3 separate regions of the Mus musculus genome follow, and regions 1 and 2 are each linked to region 3. The links are chromatin loops, found by intact Hi-C in ENCODE. Cell type or tissue: left cerebral cortex. All regions are shown on one strand. Region 1 overlaps Col28a1 (collagen, type XXVIII, alpha 1). Region 2 overlaps C1galt1 (core 1 synthase, glycoprotein-N-acetylgalactosamine 3-beta-galactosyltransferase, 1). Region 3 overlaps Col28a1 (collagen, type XXVIII, alpha 1).

Region 1 (8,000 bases), 51 kb after region 3:
CATCTAGCCTCAACTGGAAAACAGGCTGTCTTTGCATAGCCCAATGCCTCACAGCCCATCTGGACTCAGGTTTTCCTGATACGAGGAATCATGAGTGATTTGGTATCATCCAGTTCTTGGATGCCTGAGTTCGTGTATTGTCCTGCTACAGAGTGGACTGTATTACTTGAAAATGCTCACTTTGAACAACAGAAACCTTGACTAAATATGACAAAGCTAAATCAATCAATTGTAATAGGGCATCATACCACATATTTAAGAGCAAAATATAGCTTCTTATTGGCTTGAATAGTAAAGGTGAGAGAGGTGTGCATTGGGTAGGGACTAAAATGGATCTGTCAAAGCATTTGAAATAGATTTGTGGAATGAGTGAAAAGGCTGTATCATGACTTTCATAGGTAAAGACACTTTCTTCCTTCCTTCCTTCCTTCCTTCCTTCCTTCCTTCCTTCCTTCCTTCCTTCCTTCCTTTCTTTCTTTCTTTCTTTCTTTCTTTCTTCCTTCCTTCCTTCCTTCCTTCCTTCCTTCCTTCCTTCCTTCCTTCCTTTCTTTCTTTCTTTCTTTCTTTCTTTCTTCCTTCCTTCCTTCCTTTCTCTCTCTCTCTCTCTCTTCCTTCCTTCTTTCCTTCCTCCCTCCCTCCCTCCCTCCCTTCCTTCCTTCCTTCCTTCCTTCCTTCCTTCCTTCCTTCCTTCCTTCCTTTTATTGTACCTTCCTACATAAAAACATTTAAAATTGCTATGACTGCACGGAGATAAAAAAAATCTAGGTGGAATCAATTATCACGTATCCATTAACATGTTTTAAAATATATTTAAATTGTATTTAGAAATTAGAGGTAATTAAGGGCAGGCAGGGACTGTATGCTAGACTTCGCTGCTGTTCTCAGGGCTCCTACAGCAGCACTGTATACCTAAGAACTGTTCAGCAAATGCTATGAAGCCGACCTAACAATACCCTCTTTTCTATTCTAGGGTGAGCCAGGTCCTCCTGGTCCTTATGGTCCTCCAGGAGCCCCTGGTATTGGACAGCAAGGTGTTAAGGTAGAGATATTGCTTCTTTGTCCTTGGATAACTATTGATTTATATGGGGCTTGGAAAGTAGGGCACAAACTCTCTTCCACCCTTTTCTGCAGTAGTTGCATATATTTTGGGTCTTTGGACACTTGCAGCATTCTGGTCTGGGACAATTAGCTTAAGAATATTCAAGATACATTTGATTGAATTGGAATAAAAACTTTGTTTCCAATATATAACCTCTCAAAATGTATAAGTGGTTCTGTTTGGTTACTTGGGCTTTAAAAACTAGCGTGCAAATACAGTATTGGGAAATGTAGCATCTTACCATGTAAACCTTCCACCTGCTCACATTATGTAAGCAGAAACTAGAGGCCCAGAATACTGAGAGTAAATGCTGGCAGGAAGAATTGTAGGGAGTTGGTAAGGAGCATCCTGGGAGCTCTGAGTCACACACAGAGCATATGAGATAGCAGAGGTACAAACTGATTTTAAATGGACTTTCAGGATGATAAGACTTTAATACAGAACTGAAAGGGAGCAGTCCTGATTCAATATGTTTAGAAGGGAATCAAGTGCCACCATGCACTGCATTTCAGTGATCAGGACGTGCAGACTTGAGGGAAGGTGGACCTTCATTGGGCAAAGTTAGTGGAGAAGATTCTTCTGGAGGAAAGCAAGTGTAAAGCAGAGTCCAGTGAAGGAGCTAGAGAAAGGACCCAAGGAGCTGAAGGGGTTTGCAGCCCCATGGGAGGAACAACAATATGAATAACCAGAACCCCCAGAGCTCCCAGGGACTAAACCACCAGTCAAAGAAAACGCATGGTGGGACTCATGGCTCTAACTGCATGTGTAGCAGAGGATGCCCTAGTCAGTCATCAATGGGGAGAGAGGCCTGTGAAGGTTCTGTGCCCCAGTATAGGGAATGTCAGGGCCAGGAAGCAGGAGTGGGTGGGTTAGGGAGCAGGGGGAGAGTGAAGGGGATAGGGGATTTTCGGAGGGGAAACTAGGAAAGGGGATAACATTTGAAATGTAAATAAAGAAAACATCTAATTAAAAAAAAAAGGAGAGGTAAAATGGCCAACGCGGGGACAGGGAAGAGGTGACATTTTAGGATAGTGGCAGGGAATAGCACATATTGTATCTTGGCCATCTCAGAAAATGCTGTCCATTTCCCATTTCTACACTATCATTTATAAGTGCCAGAGATACTGAGTTGCATTTAAACAAGAGCTGGTGAACATTTTAGGACAATTTGTTTGCTTTAATTGACATCAGTCTCCTCTGAATGATTCTTAATGTTCCTGAATATGAAAAGTTTTGTCTATTTTCCCTGTTGAAATCTCCAGCTCATTTCATATCATCCTATTATTTTTTAAAAAACTCACCCTGTAACTACTTTTCCTGTCTCAGGGTGAGAGGGGCCAGGAAGGAAGAATGGGAGCTCCCGGACCGATTGGAATTGGTGAACCCGGACAGCCAGTAAGTGGCCAAAGCTGCATGTGGAGTAAAGTGGCAGAGTGTAATTCTTACCTGCTCATTCTGGCAAAAAAGAAATGCCCAAGTGACTCTACTGTGTATGTTTTTATGTTAAAAAGTCCATTAATAGTAGAAGCATGTAAGAACAAGGTCTGTATTACTTTACATGCTTGAAATAAGGCTATATGAATATATATGTGTGTATATGCATTCACATATGTGTATGATGTTTTCCTCACTGTAACCTCTCATAAGATTAATTAGCTTGGCAAAGAAAAAGAGTTCTAGGTGTCAAAGTTCCCTAGGAGGTGACAGATCTCGATTGAGGTCCTCTGTCTATACATGGTAATTGTAGTCCTGAGAACCATGGGGGACTAGAATGTGAGGCTGAAGATCTTCTCATTATGTAATCCCCGAGAATGCACTAAAGTTAGGCTTGAGCATGGGACAAAGATAAAGCCTGCTTTATTCCCAGCTTCCACCTTATGCAGCTTTGAAGTTTGCTATTGTTGGAAAAGGAAAAAAGGATTCTGTCACGAGAAATCTGAAGAGGAAATGAATAAAACATGACTCTTCTGTTATGAAGCACTTCATAACTTCTCAAGTGAGCTTTATTTTTGTGCAAATAACTAAAGCTGGTTCACCAAGGCAGAAGCAAAAGCAGGCAGCCACAGCAGTAGCCTCCTTCCTTGGTTTCGCATTGCATTGTGCCCCATGGAATCACTAACAGAAATGTTTCTTTGCAGTACCTGTGAAGTAAACAGCTGGGTATTGTGAGGTTTTGAAATATATGACTGTGTGTGTGTGTGTGTGTGTGTTTACTGCACATGATTTCAGGGCTCTAAGGGGCCTGCAGAGGGCATGAGATTCCTTGAAGCTGGATTGGAAGGTGTTTGTGACTTGATCCTATGTGTGTCTTGGGAACTGAACTGGGGTTTTCTGCTGGAGTTGAAAGAGCTATCTCTCTAACCCCTAATTTGACTTCTTTATAGAGTCTTGACCTGAATTCCTCATTAACATTTCATCATCTTATTCTAACTAAATTATTTATTAGTGTTATTATATTTTTCAGTTAACATGTATTTTTACACACACACAATCACATATATATGATTTCTTTTTTTATTTTTTAGGAAGTGCATTTTTAGTAGCTGTTTTGAGAGAAAGTATATTAACACTAAACTCAGTCATTGGCTTACATATTATTTTGTTTTTAAATATTAAATAGTATAGCCGGGCATGGTGGCACATGACTTAATTTTTAATTTATTTTTTATTTTATTTTTTTATTACATATTTTCTTTATATATTTTTCAAATGCTATCCCGAAAGTTCCCTCTACCCTCCCCTTGCCCTGCTCCCCTACCCACCCACTCCCACTTCTTGGCCCTGACATTTCCCTCTACTGGGGCATATAAAGTTTGCAATGCCAAGGGGCCTTTCTTCCCAGTGATGGCGGACTAGGCCATCTTCTGCTGCATATGCAGCTAGAGACACGAGCTCTGGGCGTACTGTTAGTTCATATTATTGTTCCACTCCAGCTCCGTGGGTGCTTTCTCTAGCTCCTCTATTGGGGGCCCTGTGTTCCATGTTATAGAAGATTGTGGGCATCCACTTCTGTATTTGCCAGGCACTGGCATAGCCTCATATGAGACAGCTCTTGCTGGCATATGCAATAGTGTCTGCATTTGGTGGCTGATTATGGGATGGATCGATCCCCAGATGGGGTAATCTCTGGATAGTCTATCCTTTCGTCTTAGCTCCAAACTTTGTCTCTGTAACTCATTTCATGGATATTTTGTTCCTTATTCTAAGGAGGAATGAAGTATCCACCCATTGGTCTTCCCTCTTCTTGATTTTCTTGTGTTTTACAAATTATATCTTGGGTGTTCTATGTTTCTGGGCTAATATCCACTTATCAGTGAGTGCATATCTAATGACTTCTTCTGTGATTGGGTTACCTCACTAAGGATGATATCCTCCAGATACATCCATTTGTCCAAGAATTTCATAAATTCATTGTTTTTAATAGCTGAGTAGTACTCCATTGTGTAAATGTACCACATTTTCTGTATCCATTCTTCTGTTGAGGGACATCTGGGTTCTTTCCAACTTCTGGCTATTATAAATAAGGCTGCTATGAACATAGTGGAGCATGTGTCCTTATTACCAGTTAGACCTACATCTGGGTATATGCCCAGGAGAGGTATTGCTGAATCTTCCGGTAGTACTATCTATGGCCAATCTTCTGAGGAACCTCCAGACTGACTTAGAGAGTGGTTGTACAAGCTTGCAATCCCACCAGCAATGGAGGAGTGTTCCTCTTTTTCCACATCTGCTGTCACCTGAATTTTTGATCTTAACCATTCTGACTGGTGTGAGGTGGAATCTCAAGATTGTTTTGATTTGTCCCTGATGATTAAGGATGTTGAACATATTTTCAGGTGCGTCTCAGCCATTCGGTAGTCCTCAGTTGAGAATTCTTTGTTAAGCTCTGTACCCCATTTTTTAATGGGGTTATTTAAATTTCTGGAGTCCACCTTTTTGAGCTCTTTGTATATATTGGATATTAGTCCCATATCTGATTTAGGATTAGTAAAAATCCTTTCCCAATATGTTGGTAGCCTTTTTGTCTTATTGACAGTCTTTTGCCTTACAAAAGCTTTGCAATTTTATGAGGTCCCATTTGTCAATTCTTGATCTTACAGTACAAGCCATTGCTGTTCTGTTTAGGAATTTTCCCCCTGTGCCCATATCTTCGAGGCTTCTCCCCACTTTCTCCTCTATTAATTTCAGTGTCTCTGGTTTTATGTGGAGGTCTTTGATCCACTTAGACTTGAGCTTTGTACAAGAAGATAAGAATGGATCAATTTATATTCTTCTACATGATAATCACCTGTTGTGCCATTACCATTTGTTGAAAATGCTGTCTTTTTTCCACCAGATGGTTTTAGCTCCCTTGTCAAAGATCAAGTGACCATAGGTGTGTGGATTCAATTTCTGGGTCTTCAATTCTATTCCATTGATCTACCTATCTGTCACTGTACCAGTACCATGCAGTTTTTATCACAATTGCTCTGTAGTACAGCTTAATGTCAGGCATGGTAATTCCACCAGAGGTTCTTTTATCCTTGAGAATAGTTTTTGCTATCCTAGGTTTTTTGTTATTCCAGATGAATTTGCAAATTACCCTTTCTGACTTGGTGAAGAATTGAGTTGGAATTTTGATGGGGATTGCATTGAATCTGTAGATTGATTTCAGCAGGATAGCCATTTTTACCATATTTATCCTGCCAATCCATGAGCATGGGAGATCTTTCCATCTTCTGAGATCTTCAATTTCTTTCTTCAGAAACTTGAAGCTCTTATCATACAGATCTTTCACTTCCTTAGTTAGAGTCACACCAATGTATTTTATATTATTTGTGACTATTGTGAAGGGTGTTGTTTCCCTAATTTCTTTCTCAGTCCATTTATCCTTTGTGTAGAGAAAGGCCATTGATTTGTTTGAGTTAATTTTATATCCAGCTACTGTACTGAAACTGTTTATCAGATTTAGGAGTTCTCTGGTGGAACTTTTGGGGTCACTTATATGTACTATCATATCATCTCAAATAATGATATTTTGACTTCTTCCTTTCCAATTTGTATACCCTCCATCTCCTTTTGTTGTAGAATTGCTCTGGCTAGAACTTCAAGTACCATATTGAATAGGTAGGGAGAAATTAGGCAGCCTTGTCTAGTCCCTGATTTTAGTGGGATTGCTTTGAGTTTCTCTCCATTTGTTTGATGTTGGCTACTGGTTTGCTGTAGATTGCTTTTATTATGTTTAGGTATGGGACTTGAATTCCTGATCTTTCCAAGACTTTTATCATGAAGGGGTGTTGGATTTTGTCAAGTGCTTTCTCAGCATCTAACAAGATGATCATGTGGTTTTTGTCTTTGAGTTTGTTTATATAGTGGGTTATGTTGATGATTTCCATATATTAAACCATCCCTGCATCCCTGGGATAAAGCCTACTTGGTCGTGATGGATGATCGTTTTGATGTGTTCTTGGATTTGGTTTGTGAGGATTGTATTGAGTATTTTTGCATCGATATTCATAAGGGAAATTGGTCTGAAGTTTTCTTCTTTTTTTGGATCTTTGTGTGGTTTAGGTATCATTGTGGCTTCATAGAATGAATTGGGTAGAGTACCTTCTGTTTCTATTTCGTGGAATAGTTTGAGAAGAGTTGGAATTAGATCTTCTTTGAAGGTCTGATAGAACTCTGCACTAAACCCATCTGGTTCTGGGCTTTTTTTGTTTGGGAGACTATTGATGACTGCTTCTATTTCTTTAGGGGAAATAGGACTGTTTAGATAGTTAATCTGATCCCGATTTAACTTTGGTACCTGCTATCTGTCTAGGAAGTTGTCCATTTTATCCAGGTTTTTTAGTTTTGTTGAGTATAGCCTTTTGTAGTAGGATTTGATGATGTTTTGGATTTCCTCAGGTTCTGTTGTTATGTCTCTTTTTAAATTTTTGATTTTGTTAATTAGGATACTGTCCCTGTGCCTTCTATTTAGTCTGGCCAAGGGTTTATCTATCTTGTTGATTTTCTCAAAGAACCAGCTCCTGGTTTGGTTGATTCTTTGAATAGTTCTTTTTGTTTCCACTTGGTTGATTTCAGCCCTGATTTTGATTATTTCCTGCTGTCAACTCCTCTTGGGTGAATTTGCTTCCTTTAGTTCTAGAGCTTCTAGGTGTGCTGTCAGGCTGCTAGTGTGTGCTCTCTCTAGTTTCTTTTTGGAGGCACTCAGGGCTATGAGTTTTCCTCTTAAGACTGCCATTTATTGTGTCCCATAAGTTTGGGTAATGTTGTGGCTTCATTTTCATTAAACTCTAAAAAGTCTTTAATCTCTTTATTTATTTCATCCTTGACCAAGGAATCATTGAGTAGAGTGTTGTTCAGTTTCCACGTGAATGTTGGCGTTCTATTATTTATGTTGTTATTGAAGATCAGCCTTAGTGCATGATGATGTGATAGGATGCATGGGATAATTTCAAAATTTTTGTATCTGTGGATGCCTGTTTTGTGACCTATTATATAGTCAATTTTGAAAGAGGTACCATGTGAGCACATGCCTTTAATCCCAGCACTCGGGAGACAGAGGCAGGCGGATTTCTGAGTTTGAGGCCAGCCTGGTCTACAAAGTGAGTTCCAGGACAGCCGGGGCTATACAGTGAAACCCTGTCTCGAAAAACCAAAAAAAAAAAAAAAAAGTATTATACATTTACATATTACATAATCATGTGTACCAACATTATAAATATTAAATATAAATGTTACATTTTAAATAATTTTAAAATATTTAAGTTTTAAAAACAATAACTTTATTATTTGTATGTGGTCAGGCATTCACACTGACAGAGTAGTTCTCTATTTTCATCATGGGTTCTAGGGATTAAACTCAATTCATCTGAGTGGGCAGCTGTACTGGCTAGTTTTGTGTCAACTTGACACAACT
Region 2 (8,000 bases), 320 kb after region 3:
AAAACCTGGTTGGCAGTACAAAACCTGCTTCTTAGGGAAAAAAAAAAAGCCTTCTTTTAAAGATATTACCATTCATTGCCACTGCGCCTAGCTCCCCAGGACTTGCTGGAGATATACAGCAAGCTTAGTGCTGTTGGCACAGCTAACACAGCATCCATTCTGAAGCCTGTGGATCAATGAGGAGCTCCAAATCTTATTCAAGAAATACAGCTTTTACAATGTATCGGCTTTAGTCAGTGCTCTTCCTGATGAGTCTTGCCAAGGAAACTGAAGCCACTTGGAAAAGGCCAAGGATTCAACACTCTCCATGTAAACATGCAGCCGTGTGATTTTTGGAAGGCATCCCATAAACGCTGATGTGAACACTCTGGTAACTCCAAGGAATTCAGAACCAGTGGAGGTAGCATCTGAAGGTAGGGGAGGAATCGAAAGGGAACTAGAAGTGTAGACTGTAGCTGCTTAAATTTCATGTTAGAACTGGAAATGCAGTTTGAGTATGTGACTAAGTGACTACAATTTCATCATAAAACTTTAATGACTGAGGAGTGCTTCTTACAGAAGGGCAAAGAGTTTCTAGTGACGGAAACCAATCCAGATGAAGACACAGTGAACACTACTCACATAACAACATAGGATTCAGAATATTCATCAATACAGCTGATAATGTATGGGGTTAGGGAGCCATGGGACTGGGGAGGTGGGAGTGGAGTAGGCTCAGAGCGAGATTGGAGTTAAGGTGTGTCCAATTCCCAGAAATCTATCCTAAGATCGGCAAAACTAGGATGGTTCCCCACCCTGCTTTGGGCCTGCATGTCCCAGGACACATAGCCCTGTGACCCCACCTTTGCCCACAAGAGGTCGTGTAGCTCGGTAACCCAGTAGTCTGGTAGCCTGGTTAAACTTCCTCTCCCTCTTCATCTGAGTGAAGATGCCAAGAAGTACTTTTTCTTGAGAGTTCCTTTCTATTTGCTTGTTTGAACAAGGTCTTGCATAGGGCTTGCTGGCCTCACACTGGCTTCCTCAGTAGCTGAGGATCACTCCCAATGTTCCCAAGTCCTGAGGGTACATGCAGCACCCCTACCCCGAGGGTTTCTTTTTGTTTCTCACCCATCCCCCTTTCTTTCTTTTTTTCTTTTTAATTTTCTTTAAATTATCCAATCTCTTTCTTACAAGACAGTGCTTCTATGTCAGCTTAAATCTTCTGGCAAACAACTGACATAATTCCCCAGCTCCGTGGGATTTTGTCTTTCAAACTTGTCTGAAATGTCTATGACCTATGATCACATTCAGTCTGTGTCAGCCTAGATGACATTGAAGCAACCCAAATAAACTCTCTTTCTTAGCCATTCATTTTGTACTCTAATTTATCCTAAGAGTCAACCAAAAATATTCTCTGGGAAAAACTTTTAAGGAAGGAAGCTAAGGGTCGCACGGAGGGCCATTTATTTAACTCATTTCCTCAAGGCAGCATTTGATCACTCCTCGAATCAGCCTTAGGAAGAGAGTGATAGTAACTCCTACAGCACTTTAGTGGCAATTCAGCTGCAGACACAATGAGGGCAGCTACATCCCACACTAAACAGGAGGAACTGGATGTCAGAACTGAGCACCGGGAGCTGAAGATCAGGGCAAAGCAAGACCTCAGAAGGCCTCTGAATGAAGCTACCACCAATCATCTGCTACCATGATTCTGAGGTAGTGAAAAGTTAAAAACTATTGTGGACATGTACTGTGGAATTCCCACAGGGATTGACACATTAGATCATCTTACAATTGAGGCTCATTGGTGATTAGGCCCAAAATATGTCCAGAGATTATAATTAATTTTTAGCACCACTGTAAGTTATGAAGACAGCTAAGAGTTACATGACATTTTAAGGAAAACTCTACGTAACTAATGAATCTAAGACTCACAAGTCCACAGTTCACCTTAGGAACAGGACAGTAAGCGCATCCCTCCAGGATTACAGCATCAGCTCCTGCCCCCAGGTGCCTGCCCTGACTGCCTTCAACCATGAACTGTGATATAAAAGAGTAAATGAAATAGACTCTTTCCTTCCCAAATTGCTTTTGCTCATGTTTTATCACAGCAATAGAAACCCTAAGACAGGTGTTCAACCTATGATGGAGTTATAGTCCAACAAACCCACTGTAAGTTGAAACTATTTGAGTAAGGAGAAAATTTATTTAATACTCTGATAAACACATCATAAAATATGAAAACCACATTGACTATTTAAAATCCAGATGCAGGGATGGCTCAGTGGGTAAAGTGCATGTTGCACAAGTCAGACCATGGAAGAACTCCTAAAGGAAGGGAGAACTGAGTCCCGAAAATTGTCCTCTGGACTGCCACACATGCACTGCAATTACTACAGACCCATATTCACACACCACATACCATAACAATTTTCTTAAATTTCTATATTATCATTAAACAAAATCCTGGAGCTCATGAACTCTCCACGAGGTTATGTTCTGATAGACTCATCATAAAGACAAAAAGTTAGAGACCACTTGTTCTACCACAGAAACATAATCACTCATGAACGTTCTCCTGTCGAGTAAAGTCTTCCAGAAGCACACACAAGTGCAACTGTACAAGAAAATAACAGGTATATGTATTTAAGAAGGTGTCAAACCCATCGTGGTAATTGATAATTTGACCAACTGTAAAAAGTTGGAAACACTTAAAAGAAATCATTTAAAAGTGGCTATTTGAGAAGTGAATCATATCTTTATATCCAGGAAGTAAGTAGTTATATAGAAAATAATTGTAATAGAAACCAAAAAAGCTATAGGTAACAAAGAATAACTATCACTTTGTAAATGTACAAACTCTACATAAAGGGAAATATAACCCCACTAAAGGATCAAAAATAAAAATTCAGTAAGTGGGAAAGCACAACAGTTTGCCATACGAGCAGTCAACACCAGCTTCTGGGAAAAGGCCATCCTAGTGTTAGGAATACGTTTTTCCACTCAGACATTACCCAGGTAGAATCTGGTGTTAACTCTTTAGAACTCTGAAGACCTATCAAAGGCTCCAAATGTCCTGTGCAGGACTTGGAAAGTAAGGTAAATACAGGTGATTTCAGTTAATTTCACGGCTTAGAAGTAACTACCCGCCTTCCTGTCTACTAGGTCTGCTTGGTAGGCAGCTGTTTGCAGAGCACGTATTTATAAAATAGTTATTAAAAGGTTCTGGGAACAAAGGTGGGCAGTAAGAAACCTGTCTTCTGAATGCCAACTGCTGTGCCTGATCATAGAACTAGACTCAGAGATGGGCAATCACTGGTGATATACCCTCACCTACCCAGATAAACCCCTCCCTCTCTGGCGGAAATGACTTCTAGTTGGTTTTGAAAGGCTGATATCATCTCCACCCCTTTTTATGTTTTTCTCTTCCACCTCTGTTTGGAAATTATCGACATTAAGAACTACAACACTGCATGCACAAGGACAATTACATAGCCGGTGTATGACCAAATAAAGTGCAACCTCAGAAACACCTGGGCTAGACTTGTCCTTGACACTGAGACAAACCAAAACAACAATAACAACCAACCAACCAAAAAACCTCCAACTACCCCACCCCCAAATCCAACAACAACAAACAAAAAACAAAACACCAAACACCAGGGAATGGGACAATCTGATTTCATGATCACATTATTAAATGGAAACATCTGTTTGTTTTTTGTTTAAAAAAAAACAAAACACACGACACATAAATGAGAAAATGATTCATTCAAAGCAACAAGTAAGAAAAACTTAACTATCTTTTAAGGCGGACCAGGCAGTCATTTATTAAATAAAGACTTTGAAGAAACAGAAAACCTAAAAAAGAAACAAAACAGAAAATCTAAAGCATAATAGCATTACTAAATTTAAAATTCTACTAGAAAGAATAAACCCAAATTTGAGCAGGCAGGAGAAAGAAACGCCAAGCCTGAAGACAGAACAAATGTCTGAGGGCAGAGCTGAGTCTGAGGAGTGCAACAGAGAGAGATGGATGTGAGGGCGAACTAGGTCTGGGTCACAGTGAAGGAGCCCAGCAAAGAGACTGGAGTGTCGAGGCAGGAGGGGAGGAATAGCCAAAAAGCCACCAGCACTCCCCAGATTCAATACAAGATCGCAGTCTTAGCACCCAAGAGGCAGATGAGACTCCAGGGAGGATGTATTCAAGGCTATACCAAATATGTCTCATCAAATAGTAGGCCCAGAGACAATTCTGAAACCACGAAAATGTGATTCATGGCATACAAGTGACTGTCAGAAAGATTATCATATTTCTCATCAGAAACTTTGGAGGACAGAAGGTAGTAGGCTGGTATATTCAAAGTGCTAAAAAAAAAAAGTGTCAACCATGAATCCTACATCTGACAATTTTTTTTTCCTTTAAAAGTAAAAGGGAACTTAAGATATTTTGTGTAAACACCCCCAAAGCAGTTCATTACTACAGACTCGCTCTGCAAGAAATGCAGAATATTAGAAAAGTACAGTGGACAATCAAAGTAAATAAAAATTAAATACACGGATAAACAGAACACCTTATACTAGTATAACAGTGGTTTTAGCTCTACACTTGGTTCCATACATTTAAGAGACAGGCATTAGTATAGTTTTGACACACAATGTCTAAAGATGTAATTGTGTTATCAACCAGTGAACTTGGCAAGTTCTAGAAGAAAGGCATTTTGTATGCTATTAGTTTAACCAGTATGAACTCAAGCTAGAGTGCTGTAGCTTAGTGATACCAAGTGTAACCCTCCTGATAACCAGAGAAGCCAGCTAAACAACATACTCTAAGGGAAACGAGACAGTTACCCAGGAAAAGGGGGCTGGAAAACTCCTGGTAACTACTGTAAATGAAATAGATTAAACTCTAATCAAGAAGCACAAATGGGCAGAATGAATAAACAAGATCAACTATGTTGTAACTGTGAGACTAACTTTAGACCCAAAGACAAATAGTTTGAAAGTAGAAATATAGAAAAGAGACACTGCATGCTGACAGTAACCAAGAGAAGAGCGATATAAAACAATTATGTCTCTAATAACTGATCACTAAAACATAAAGCCAAAAGTATAAATGTTTCATGTTCAAAAACTGTAAAACTTCACACTGTTAAGATAGTGTTGAACTACAGTTCTTAACAAGCTAATACACAGATTCAATAAAATTTTTAGTAAAATCCCAAAGTTTTATAAATTGATATGAAATTTTGAGAGGTCTTAAGTAGTGAAAATAGTATTAAGTTTAGCAGCCCAAATACCCAAAAAACCATAAAGCTTTTTTCATTGAAATACTTTATCAACAGTTAAGAAAAAAACAAACAGGTGACAGAATGAACAAACACAAAGCATATCTATAATTTGGATTAGTGGAGCAAACGTTATGCGAAGAAGTCCTAAAAAAAAATCAACTAAAACAAAATCAATCCATAAAATGGACATATGATTTGAATAGATACACAACAGTCAATAAGCAAGTAAAACAATATGTCTATCATTAGTTAAATGCCAGTTCATAACTCATAATGATCGCTACTACCAACAATCAAAGGTAACAGGTGTTGGCAAGAACATAAAGAAATTGGAATCTGTGCACATGCCAGTCGAAGTATAAAACAGTACTGCTGCTGTGGCCAGCAGTTCAGTACAGCAGGCCCTCAGAATTTCACACTAATACTCACTGGGCGTGGGGGGGCTCAACTGCAATCCCAGCACTTGGGAGAAGCAGGCATACATCTGCCTGCTCAGGGTCAGTCTGGTCCACACTGAGTTTCAGGTCAGCAGTTATACAGTGAGACTAGATCTTCAAAAGGGGGCCATGACCCACTATTGCCACTTTGAGGTACATACCCTAAGGACTTGAAAACAGAGTCCCAAAGAGGTTATTTCCCCCACACTGGTATTCACAGCAGTATTCAAATGGAGTAAGGGTGAGGGATACATCTTTTGACAGGTAAATGAATTAGTAAATACATAAAGGATTTATTGACAATCTTTAAAAAAATGAAGAGAATTCCAATTTGCTCCAAACAGATAAAAGTAGGACATTTTGTTAAGTGAAACAAACCAATAGGAGGAGGACAATGTACAGTTTCCCTTACGTTAATTAAAACTCAGCAACAGAAGATTCTGGCTGACAGGGGCTATGGGGAGGTAGAATGGGACTTGTTTATAGGGTAGTGCGTTTCAGCTTCACAGGATGCAGGGCTCTAGAGTCGGACAATGATGATGGGTACATCATAACAGAAATGCAACCACCACTGGACTGACTGTACAGGTAAAACTGGGTAGGATGAGCATATTAGGGGTGTTTTATCTCACACACACACACACACACACACACACACACACAAACACACATCACGTGACAGTTTTCTACACATCAATCTGTGTGTATAATGTGATCCCACCCCAAACACAGAGTTTTAAAAGCTAAATAACCGTGTAAAATGTATTCTAAAAGCTTGGAAAAATTAATGAGTACACAATTTTATTTATTTATTTATTTATTTATTTATTTATTTATTTGGATCACATCACTATGCACCCTTCCCTGATGAGTACACAATTTTATTTATTTATTTATTTATTTACTTACTTACTTATTTATTTGGATCACATCACTATGCACCCCTCCCTGACTGTCCTGGGACCTGTAATGTAGACCAACCTGGCCTGGAAAAATGAGTAAGTATCAAGTTTTTATTGGATCACGTCACTATGTATACCTGGCTGTCCTGGCCCTGAACTGTCTCATGAGTGCTGCAATTAAAGGTCTAGGCCACCATGCCTGACCAGGGAATGGGTAATTCTTGAATGGTGAGTGGCTGGCGGTTAAAACACAAGGCATATTAAAATGTTTACATGGACGCGTGGTGGCACACACATAATCTCAGCACTTGGGGCCTGAACACAAAGGGGTAGGACTTGAAGGCCTGCCTAGGGTCAGCCTGGGCTACCTGATCTCAAATACACATACGTTCTCTTTTTCATAACCAAACCAAAAAACAAAACAAACAAATCAGAGGTGAACTGAAATGATTTAACAATTTAACGTTGAGACTGACAGGCCATCGTGTGTTTTAAATCACAGTGTGTTTAAAAGCATGTCTATTAATAACAGATTAGCTGAGCAACTCTCCAGACTGCTAGAAACTACATCATTTCCAATGCCATCAGTGAGCCTGGTCTTCCACTTCTTGCATGGATGACTGATCAGCCTCAGTTTCCAATGGAGTGTCAGATAAGGGTATACAGGCATAACATTCCACAACTATCTTATCTCCGAGGTCTCCAAACACCAGGCCAGATGTTTAGCCTTCTGACACCCAGACTCTGTAGTTTTAAAACGATTAAATACTGCAACAGTAGGTTTTTGCCTCAACTCCAGCCTTTTCCAAAACCTTACAGTCCTGATGTCTTCTTCAGTGAAATCTGCTATTTCCCCAGCTGTACAGCCTTCTTCACTGCAGCAGCAAAGAAAACACCCTACTCTTGTCAACCAGCAGACAGGCAACGGGGCAGTGTGTCATCAGACCGAAATGGTTGGTGGGAAAAAAATGTATGGGACTGTGTAATACATAATCCACACAGCATTTGACATCAAGGAAGGGGTGGCTTATTCAAGGCAGTGTATGAGAATAATTAATCCTTTGGAAACCACAAAAGCAACCAGCTGGGTCCTTTGCTAATAATTAACAATTACAACTTCTAAGATTTCAATATTTTAAAAACAGGCTAGGAGAAAACATCTTTTTGCATATTTTTATGGTGAACTGAGAACTTCCTAAAACTCAGAAGCTGGGCCTACTGAAAAACAGTTTCTTCAGTGGGCGAGTCCCGGAGGCACAGCAGCTGCAAAGCAATGTTTCTTCATAACATGCTTTAAAACATATATGGCATAAAGACACAAAATGATTAACAACGTACAAAAGCAGACACAAAAGACTCAGAGGAATACACACACTGGATGCAGTCAAGGC
Region 3 (8,000 bases):
AGACTTGAATGACTAATAGCTACATGCTCATTATTCAACTTCAGAAATTATTAATCTGCTCATTTTCTTAAAAAGATTTTGAATCTGAGTCTGCTGTCATTTATATGACTCCAGAGTGTTTGCTATTCTAAAGGGTGTCTCAGAGAACAAACCCTAGCAAAGAGAAAGACAGGAATCAAACCAAGGATATAGTGTAAGAAACACAGGCAGATGGTCGATCGACACTTACAATGTAAAAAATTTGCTCACTTTCTCTTTTCTTTATTTCTTTTTTTCTTTTTCGGAACAGTAGCCTGGAGAACACAGACTTAGTCTAAAGGGACGCTGTTCCTTTAAGTTGCTTACTGATCCCACCCAGATCTTGCACCTTGGCCAAATGCCTGACCACTCTAGTAAACAAGAATAAGAGATTGAAAAAAAAATCAAAAGCAAAGACAATTATTTCCCAGAGTACCAAACAATATCAAATAGCTAACTCTACTTAGCAATAGTCCTTGCTGTGGACATCTGCTACACTGTTCTCTTTCCTGTCTGACAGACTTCCTAAGGTAAGACAGAGCTGCTTGGTTTTAATCCTTAAACTCCATCTAGGAACTGTGCAAGGATAAACGGCTGATGATCTTGTCATGTGAAGAAAACTTATTGAAAACTTTGCCCTCTGCTGTGACTCAAAACCAATTGTTAGACAAACATGAATACTGGCTAAGTATGTAAACTTAAGACTAAATATTAAAGATACTTAATTTTTCCTTTTGCAAATTTTATTCTAAATTTACAATCTACTAAACTGTAGCACAATAATGTTAATATCTTTGGCGGGAACTTTTTAAAAATTTGAAATGGATTTCTACAATTCAGAATTCATTTTAGGATATTTTAGCATTTGACTAATTTAGAAATTTGAATAAAAATTATCCAATCATTTTGTCTTCATGTAGAAACCAGGAAAATGCAAATACTGAGGTAAAATTATTAAAATCTACTAAAATTTGTTTTATTTCTGAAAAATTATACAATATAGTCTCTTGAATGTATTGACCCTGTTAATTGACTTGAAATAAGTTTTAGGTAAAATTTCAAAATACAGCATTTGTCAAAAGAGCTGCATTTTAAATAAAATTTAGCCATAGCCATATTGACATTGAGGTTTTAATTTCTGTCATTTAACTAACTGTACTCTCTATCTCTTTTAATCATTTGTACATCTTTCTAAAAGATAAGAACTATTAAGAACTCAGGCAATAGGATGCTCTGAAAGTGGTTAGAAGTGGGTGACCTCTCACAGTGTCTAACAGAGTCAGGGAGGTCGGGGAGATAAGAGAATGGAAAAGCTAGAGAAAGAAAAATAAAGCCAAGAGGATTCCCTGCGGACCCCACAGGAAAGCAAAAAAGTTTGTGTCAGGTGCCTAACCAACAGCCTCAGAAGAAACCATAACACAGAGATATTATGGTTATTGTCATGCTTGAGTGGTGTCAGTGGCTATTAGACACATGAGGATTAAGTTCTATGGTCCGGAATGCCTGAGATGTTTCTCCTGGTATGGGTGCAAGAAAGAAAACCCCTGTATAACATTAATGATTTGTTTTTCCCTCTGAAAATGCAGTAGCAGCTGTGTGTGTCTACACAACTTTATCTTTTCACTAAGCTTCAGAATCAAAGAAGCAGCTCTTTCATGTTCACCTTGGCTAAAACAGGGGTGCCATTTCTATGTTCTATTTCCTTAGCCCAGTTCTAGTGGGGTTTAGTTTGTGTTTTTGCTTTGACTACCCACTGCCTTCAGATCTTAGTATAGCTGGTCGAGAGCTTGGTTGACATTTAGACAATTGCTCTCAGCACATGCGCCAACACAGGTGCTTCACACAGAAGTGAAGTTCTGTTAATAAGCTTCCTGCTGCCTGCTATTTGAGGAAGAAACAGTGGCCTGAAGCCAGCAGTAGCGTTATCTCCAGCCAAACAGTTTTGCTTCTTTGTGGGATTTAATCCATCTGCCTGTCTGAAAGAAGTCCGTCTCCCAGCTCACCCATCACTGCCGTTGCATGTATTATTCCCACCCTGGATTGAAGAGTCTGGAAAAATCATGGTCGTGAATTTCCAGTTCACATTTTCTGAAGGCAAGGTGCCAAAAGGAGGAAAATGTGATTCCTTTTCCAGACCTTGTGGAGTTAATGCAGCCGAAGGAGGCAAGCACTCGGAAACCACGCCGATTGTCAATTCTAAATAAACCTTTTGTTCCTGTTCCCTTGGGTATCCTGAGCTAGCAACATATCAGTCTCCTTTTGTCAGGAAATTCTGTGGATTTAAACATCACTGTGTGTGCAGCTGGGCATATTGAACTGATACAGATGACTGAGAATTTTAATAGAGAATTAGAGTTTTCATTGTTTACATAGAAAAAAATAGTTGGGTTAAAGGGGTAGGCCTCTGACTTCAGATCTTTCCCCATTTTGCTTGGAAGTCTCTTTTAAGCAAACCTAGTGGGTTTTGTAGTCAAATTAATTTTTATTCATTAGATATGCAGTTCCACTGTGGAACCTGATGAAGATAAACTTTCCAAAGCAAGAGAAAAGAGAAAAGAGAAAAGAGAAGAGAGAAAAGAGAAGAGAAAAGAGAAAGGAGAAAAGAGAAAAGAGAAAAGAGAAAAGAGAAAAGAGGAGAGAGAAAAGAGAAAAGAGAAAAGAGAAGAGAAAAGAGAAAGGAGAAAAGAGAAAAGAGAAAAGAAAAGAGAAAGGAGCTATGGAAAGCTGAGGAAGAATTTTATTCTAACTTGACTTGATTCACTGACGCTGTGTGCACATCACAGCAAGACTGAAAACGTAGTGGTTCTGTGTGACCCAAAGAGTTGGCTTTGCTAAGCATCAGTTATAGTAAAAATGAATATAACAAACATGCAGTCACCTGAATTCACTCTGAGCGATCTGGAAATGATAAAGCAGATACTGGGATGGAAGCATAGTCCCAGAACAGTGTGGGACTGAGAAACTGATCAATGGCATTCCCTATTCCAAGCTCTCTGTAATATAGGAAGAAAGTAGTGCTGCTTAAATACAATGACTTCGATAGAAGTGAATGCTTACCAAGAAATGTCTGGTCATGGTACCATGACTTGCTTAGCTTAGAAACTTTAAAAATCTCAGTGTGAGTGTTTTACTTGAAATGTGAATGTGTGTGTGTGAGTGTATGTGTGTTTGTTTGTGTTTGAGTGAGTCAGTGTGTGTGTGTGTGTGTGTGTGTGTGTAAAGTTCAGAGGATAGCTTTCTGAAATTAGCTCTCTCCTTACTCTGTGTGTTTGAGTGAGTCATGGTGTGTATATGTGTATGTGTGTATGTGTGTGTGTGTGTGTGTGTGTGTGTATGTGTGTTTGTGTTTGAGTGAGTCAGTGTGTGTGTATATATATGTGTGTGTGTGTATATATGTGTGTGTGTATATATGTGTGTGTGTATATGTGTGTGTGTGTATGTGTATATGTGTGTGTGTGTGTATGTGTGTGTGTATGTGTGTGTGTGTGTGTGTGTGTGTGTGTGTATGTGTGTGTGTGTGTGTGTGTGTGTGTGTGTGTGTGTGTGTGTGTAAAGATCAGAGGATAGTTTTCTGAAGTTCTCTTCTTATACTACGTGGGTCCTAGAGAATCAAAGTCAGGTCATCATGATTGGTGTCAAGTTCCTTAACTTACCATGTTGTTGGCCCAAATCACAGCCTTTGACTCTACAGGCTTGAGACTATTTATTTATGTTTAATTAGTTAATTAATTAATTTATTCTCTCTCTCTCTCTCTCTCTCTCTCTCTCTCTCTCTCTCTCGCCTGACAGGTAACTTGTGTATATTTTATGACTTCCAGCTGGTGTTTTTATGGGAGTCTAGAGTGTACAAATGAGTCTCGGTTTTTTGTGCCTTCTTTTGGGTTCTTTTTTCATCACATTACAATTCCTTAGAAACCTGTTTGTTTTCTTGTTCTTTTCTTTCTTTTTTTAAAGACTTATTTATTTAGACTGTCACTCTCTTTAGACCTACCAGAAGAGGGCATTGGATCCCACTACAGATGGTTGTGAAATGCCATGTGGTTGATGAGAATTAACTCAGGACCTCTGGAAGAGCAGTCAGTGCCCTTAAGCTCTGAGTCATCTCTTCAGCCCACCTTCTTGTTTTCTAATGAGAGACAGGAAGGGGATGGATCTGGGTGGGAAGGGAGATGGGGAAGGACTGGGAGGAATAGAGGGAGGAGAAACCGTAATCAAGAAATGAGGAAAATTATTTTCAATAAAAGAGAAAAGGTAAATATTACCTTTTATGGAAGTATTTATAACTGAATTTTCCATTTCAAGGTGTTACCAGGCAGATGAATTTTTACCATCTACCATAATGAGGAGAAGAGACGTTGCCTTCTGTCTTCTGCTTTTGCCAGCTTTTATGACTCAAGCAGTGTATGGACAAAGAAAGAAAGGACCAAAGCCAAACACACTTGCAAGGAAAAATGACTTCCAGGGTAAAAAAAAAGAAAGCATTTTTTTTTAAAGTTTTAGTTTTAGCCTGTGAAATCACTAACATAAGATTTTAAAATAGTGTTTGGTTTAAATAGCAAATCATGTGTAGTATACATGTAATATTCTGCTTGATAAACTTATACCACTGTAGTAATAAGCCCTAAGTATCTAGATTTTAGAGATTTAGAACACTTTGTTTCATTTTAACTTCAATTGTAAATCAGAACACTTAAATGACATATTTAAGGCCAGAGACAAGTCAGCTATTAAGAAACCGATCTAGAATTCATTTTCAACTTTGAAAAGTTTCTTTTCCTGTTCTATTCCTATGATGAATGCAGACACATTTTCTCATTTGGTTTCAAGGTACTAATATGATGTAACCCAACTGTTAGACAGACATTTTTTTGATTTACCTTTTGACGCCTTTTCCTAGTATTTAATTTTAAAAATATGCTGCACTTTCTTTTTTTAATGCTTTAAGTGGTATAACCTTTGTGTTCTCTTTCAGATGCCATTTGCTTCATAGATGTTGTCTTTATCTTGGACAGCTCAGAAAGCTCCAAAATTGTACTCTTTGATAATCAGAAAGATTTTGTGGACAGCTTGAGTGAGAAGATTTTCCAGTTGACTCCTGGCCGTTCATTAAAATATGACATCAAGCTGGCAGCCCTTCAGTTTAGCAGCTCGGTCCAGATTGATCCACCCTTGTCTTCTTGGAAGGATCTCCGGACATTTAAGCAGCGGGTCAAGTCTCTGAATTTAATTGGGCAAGGTACCTTTTCTTATTATGCCATCTCCAATGCCACAAGGCTACTTAAAAGAGAAGGGCGTAAAGATGGCGTGAAGGTGGCTTTGCTGATGACTGATGGCATCGATCATCCCAAGAGCCCAGATGTCCAAAGTATTTCTGAAGATGCTAGAATTTTGGGAATATCATTTATCACCGTTGGACTTTCCACTGTGGTCAATGAAGCCAAACTTCGTTTGATATCTGGGGATCCTTCCAATGAACCCGTTCTACTATTGAGTGACCCAACACTTGTAGACAGAATTCAGGAACGCCTGGTAGGTACCTAGAGGGATATATATATATATATATCCTTGCTGTATAGTCATATTGCAGTTATTTAACAGTAGATACAAAACATTGACAACGTAGGATTCTCATTGGATACAGAACATGAAACTTTCTGGATTTTCTTTCCACTACCTTGACAATCTACTGGGAATATCAGAAGTTTGTTCCCTGAAGCTACATCCCTAACTTTGTCATACCCTGACGATTTGGGAATGATTGCTTTTGAAGCATACACCATAGTCTACTGTTTACTTATCCTAAAATCCCATACATTGTTGACTTACACTCCTCGGTTATCAGTCTGTGGTCGGCCTTATTTGTTTTAACTTCGTCCTTCCTTATCTCCCATTTGCATGATTATCTTTGACCATTTTACCTATTTCCATGTCATAATACTTTAAAATTCAGACTTGCAATTTAAATGTGTTTCTGTCTTTATTTCTTATACATTACAAGCCTGTCTATATTACTTTTACTATTGCTTGACAAAGCAATCTAAGAAAGGAAGAAACTATTTTGGTTAACTAATTGAGGGTAATCCTTAATAGGATTGAGCCAATTTAGACTGGAGTCAGAAATCATTGCCTAGCCCATTGTTCCCAGGTGAGTCTCATTGAGAGCAGACATTTCACATGAAATTTAAGGTGCTAGCCCTGCAGTCTCTAGCCCTGCCTGTGCCCTTGGCTCCAGGCATCACTCCTCTCAGCTGTCCATCATGGTAGCTTGTCATTGCTTCCCCCTCTTCATCTCTAGTGTGAGAAGGGCTGACTCCAGAAGGCACAGAGCAGACAGCTCCTTGTTTGGCCAGATGTTCAGGCGCAGGATGTTGCTACTTCCTCTAGATACATCCTTGCTGAGATTCCTGCCCAGCTGAGGAGAGGAGCTTTTGGCAGTGGATTCGGGCTAGGACTGTTTCTAGGGAAACAGAAGATGACCAATGAGATTCCACTTCCTTAGCACCCTGTGACTTCAGCTTGTTTGCTCAGATGTCACTTCTGGGAATAACCCTTCCTTGACAGGGAGATACTGCTTTCCAGATGCATTCCAGGTCCAGAGTACTAGTCAGCTTTTGAAAGAAAAGCACACCAACATTCATTGTCCCTCTCTATAAAGCAGGACCGGAATTTTTTTTTTTTAAACCAGATCCTTGAGAAAATTCCTCATTTAATTACATTCTTAGCTGACATTTTAACTTTTTTATATTTAAATTCTTATGTGGTTAGGCTTTTAAAAAAATGTAGGCATGATTTCAGAATAGAAATGCGTTAAAGCACACAATTCCATGGGTTTTGACAGGTACACACAGTCATGTAACCACCAACATGATTATAATGTAGACATTTCCATCACTTAGAAATGCCTACTCAAACTTCCTTGTGATCCCTCTCCCCCTCTCCCCAGCCCTAGAGCTCCTGACCTGACTTTCACCACTCAGGATGAGTAAACACTTCACACCATTCTACAGAAATAAACCCATATTGTATGTACCCATCAGTGTTTGGCTCCTTATACTGAAAGTACTAATTTTGAAATGAATTTAGGTTCTTTTGCGGAGGTCAGCAGCCTACTCATTTTTATTGCAATGCTCAGTTTAGTTGGCTTTACTGGACACAATTGTCCAGAATAAATAGATGTTTTTTCAGGAACCAAGCTGAATAAAGACAAATCCCTTAGCATCTTTCATAGGAAGTATCATGTAAGAGCCTCTAAGAGGAAACCTTTCAGCTCTAAAATACCAAACAGGATGCAGTGATTCCTATTGAAGGGAATGTGCAGAGTATCTTATTGTTAAGTTTATTGTAATTTACATGTGAAACAAATTCAGTCTAATGTTCTAGATGCATCACTTAGTCCTTAAGAAGAATAAGACAGTATAAAAGTTAATATTTAAAAATCTGGAGCTGGGCAGTGGCGGCACACACCTTTAGTCCCAGCACTTGGAAGGCAGAGTCAGGCAGATTTCTGAGGCTAGCCTGGTCTACAGACTGAGTTCCAGGAAAGCCAAGGCTACACAGAGAAACCCTGTCTTGAAAAAACCAATAAAAATAATAAATAAATAAATGAATAAATAAATCTGGAAGTAAAGGTTGAGGCTAAATTAAACTTTCTTTTTCTGGACATTCTTGAAGATCATGGATTTAAGGCATTCTCTTTACCACATAAGGGTTAGTGGAATCATATGCTTTTTTTTTTTTTCATTAGTTGTGGTCACTTCCTATTTTTTCCAGGCTTCATTTTTTTTAAAGATGTTTACTTCTGTCCTGTTTCAGATTTTGTAGTGGCAAATTTTGCTCCTAAGTTAAATTGCAAAGGCTTTTGTTGTTATTACAGAGTTTGCTGGCTTTTGCTCCCACCCCACTAGTTATGATATTAATAACTTTGTCAATTCTTCATATTTCCTCTACTACCTTTTATAGCATTGGCCTTGTACTCATTCACA

What was found. A loop is a pair of places that touch in the nucleus more often than their neighbours do. Peaks named below come from ENCODE experiments on the same cell type or tissue, not always from the same donor. Only the 100,000 strongest peaks of a DNase experiment are listed, where the experiment ranks them.
Region 1: it touches region 3 in a loop (9-fold over the local background); 2 of 42 quality-filtered maps call a loop at or near these places.
Region 2: it touches region 3 in a loop (3-fold over the local background); 12 of 42 quality-filtered maps call a loop at or near these places.

What each region holds. Positions count from the first base shown.
Region 1 is chr6:8,121,778-8,129,777 of GRCm38, reverse strand. Col28a1 (collagen, type XXVIII, alpha 1) reads left to right here. Exons shown (of 35, transcript NM_001037865.1): 12 at 971-1,039; 13 at 2,426-2,494. Among named protein-coding and RNA genes, the nearest start is that of Col28a1, 67 kb to the left of the region's middle. In left cerebral cortex, no CTCF peak of the experiment used is centred here; DNase peaks (open chromatin) are centred at 1,410, 2,538 and 3,001; H3K27ac peaks cover 810 bases.
Region 2 is chr6:7,849,911-7,857,910 of GRCm38, reverse strand. All of the region lies in intron 1 of C1galt1 (core 1 synthase, glycoprotein-N-acetylgalactosamine 3-beta-galactosyltransferase, 1), which reads right to left. Among named protein-coding and RNA genes, the nearest start is that of C1galt1, 8.7 kb to the right of the region's middle. In left cerebral cortex, no CTCF peak of the experiment used is centred here; DNase peaks (open chromatin) are centred at 236 and 4,254.
Region 3 is chr6:8,172,713-8,180,712 of GRCm38, reverse strand. Col28a1 (collagen, type XXVIII, alpha 1) reads left to right here. Exons shown (of 35, transcript NM_001037865.1): 2 at 4,321-4,481; 3 at 4,991-5,547. The coding sequence starts at 4,358. Among named protein-coding and RNA genes, the nearest start is that of Col28a1, 16 kb to the left of the region's middle. In left cerebral cortex, a CTCF peak has its summit at 4,021 (motif pointing right); DNase peaks (open chromatin) are centred at 1,962, 4,092, 4,390 and 6,472; H3K4me3 peaks cover 384 bases.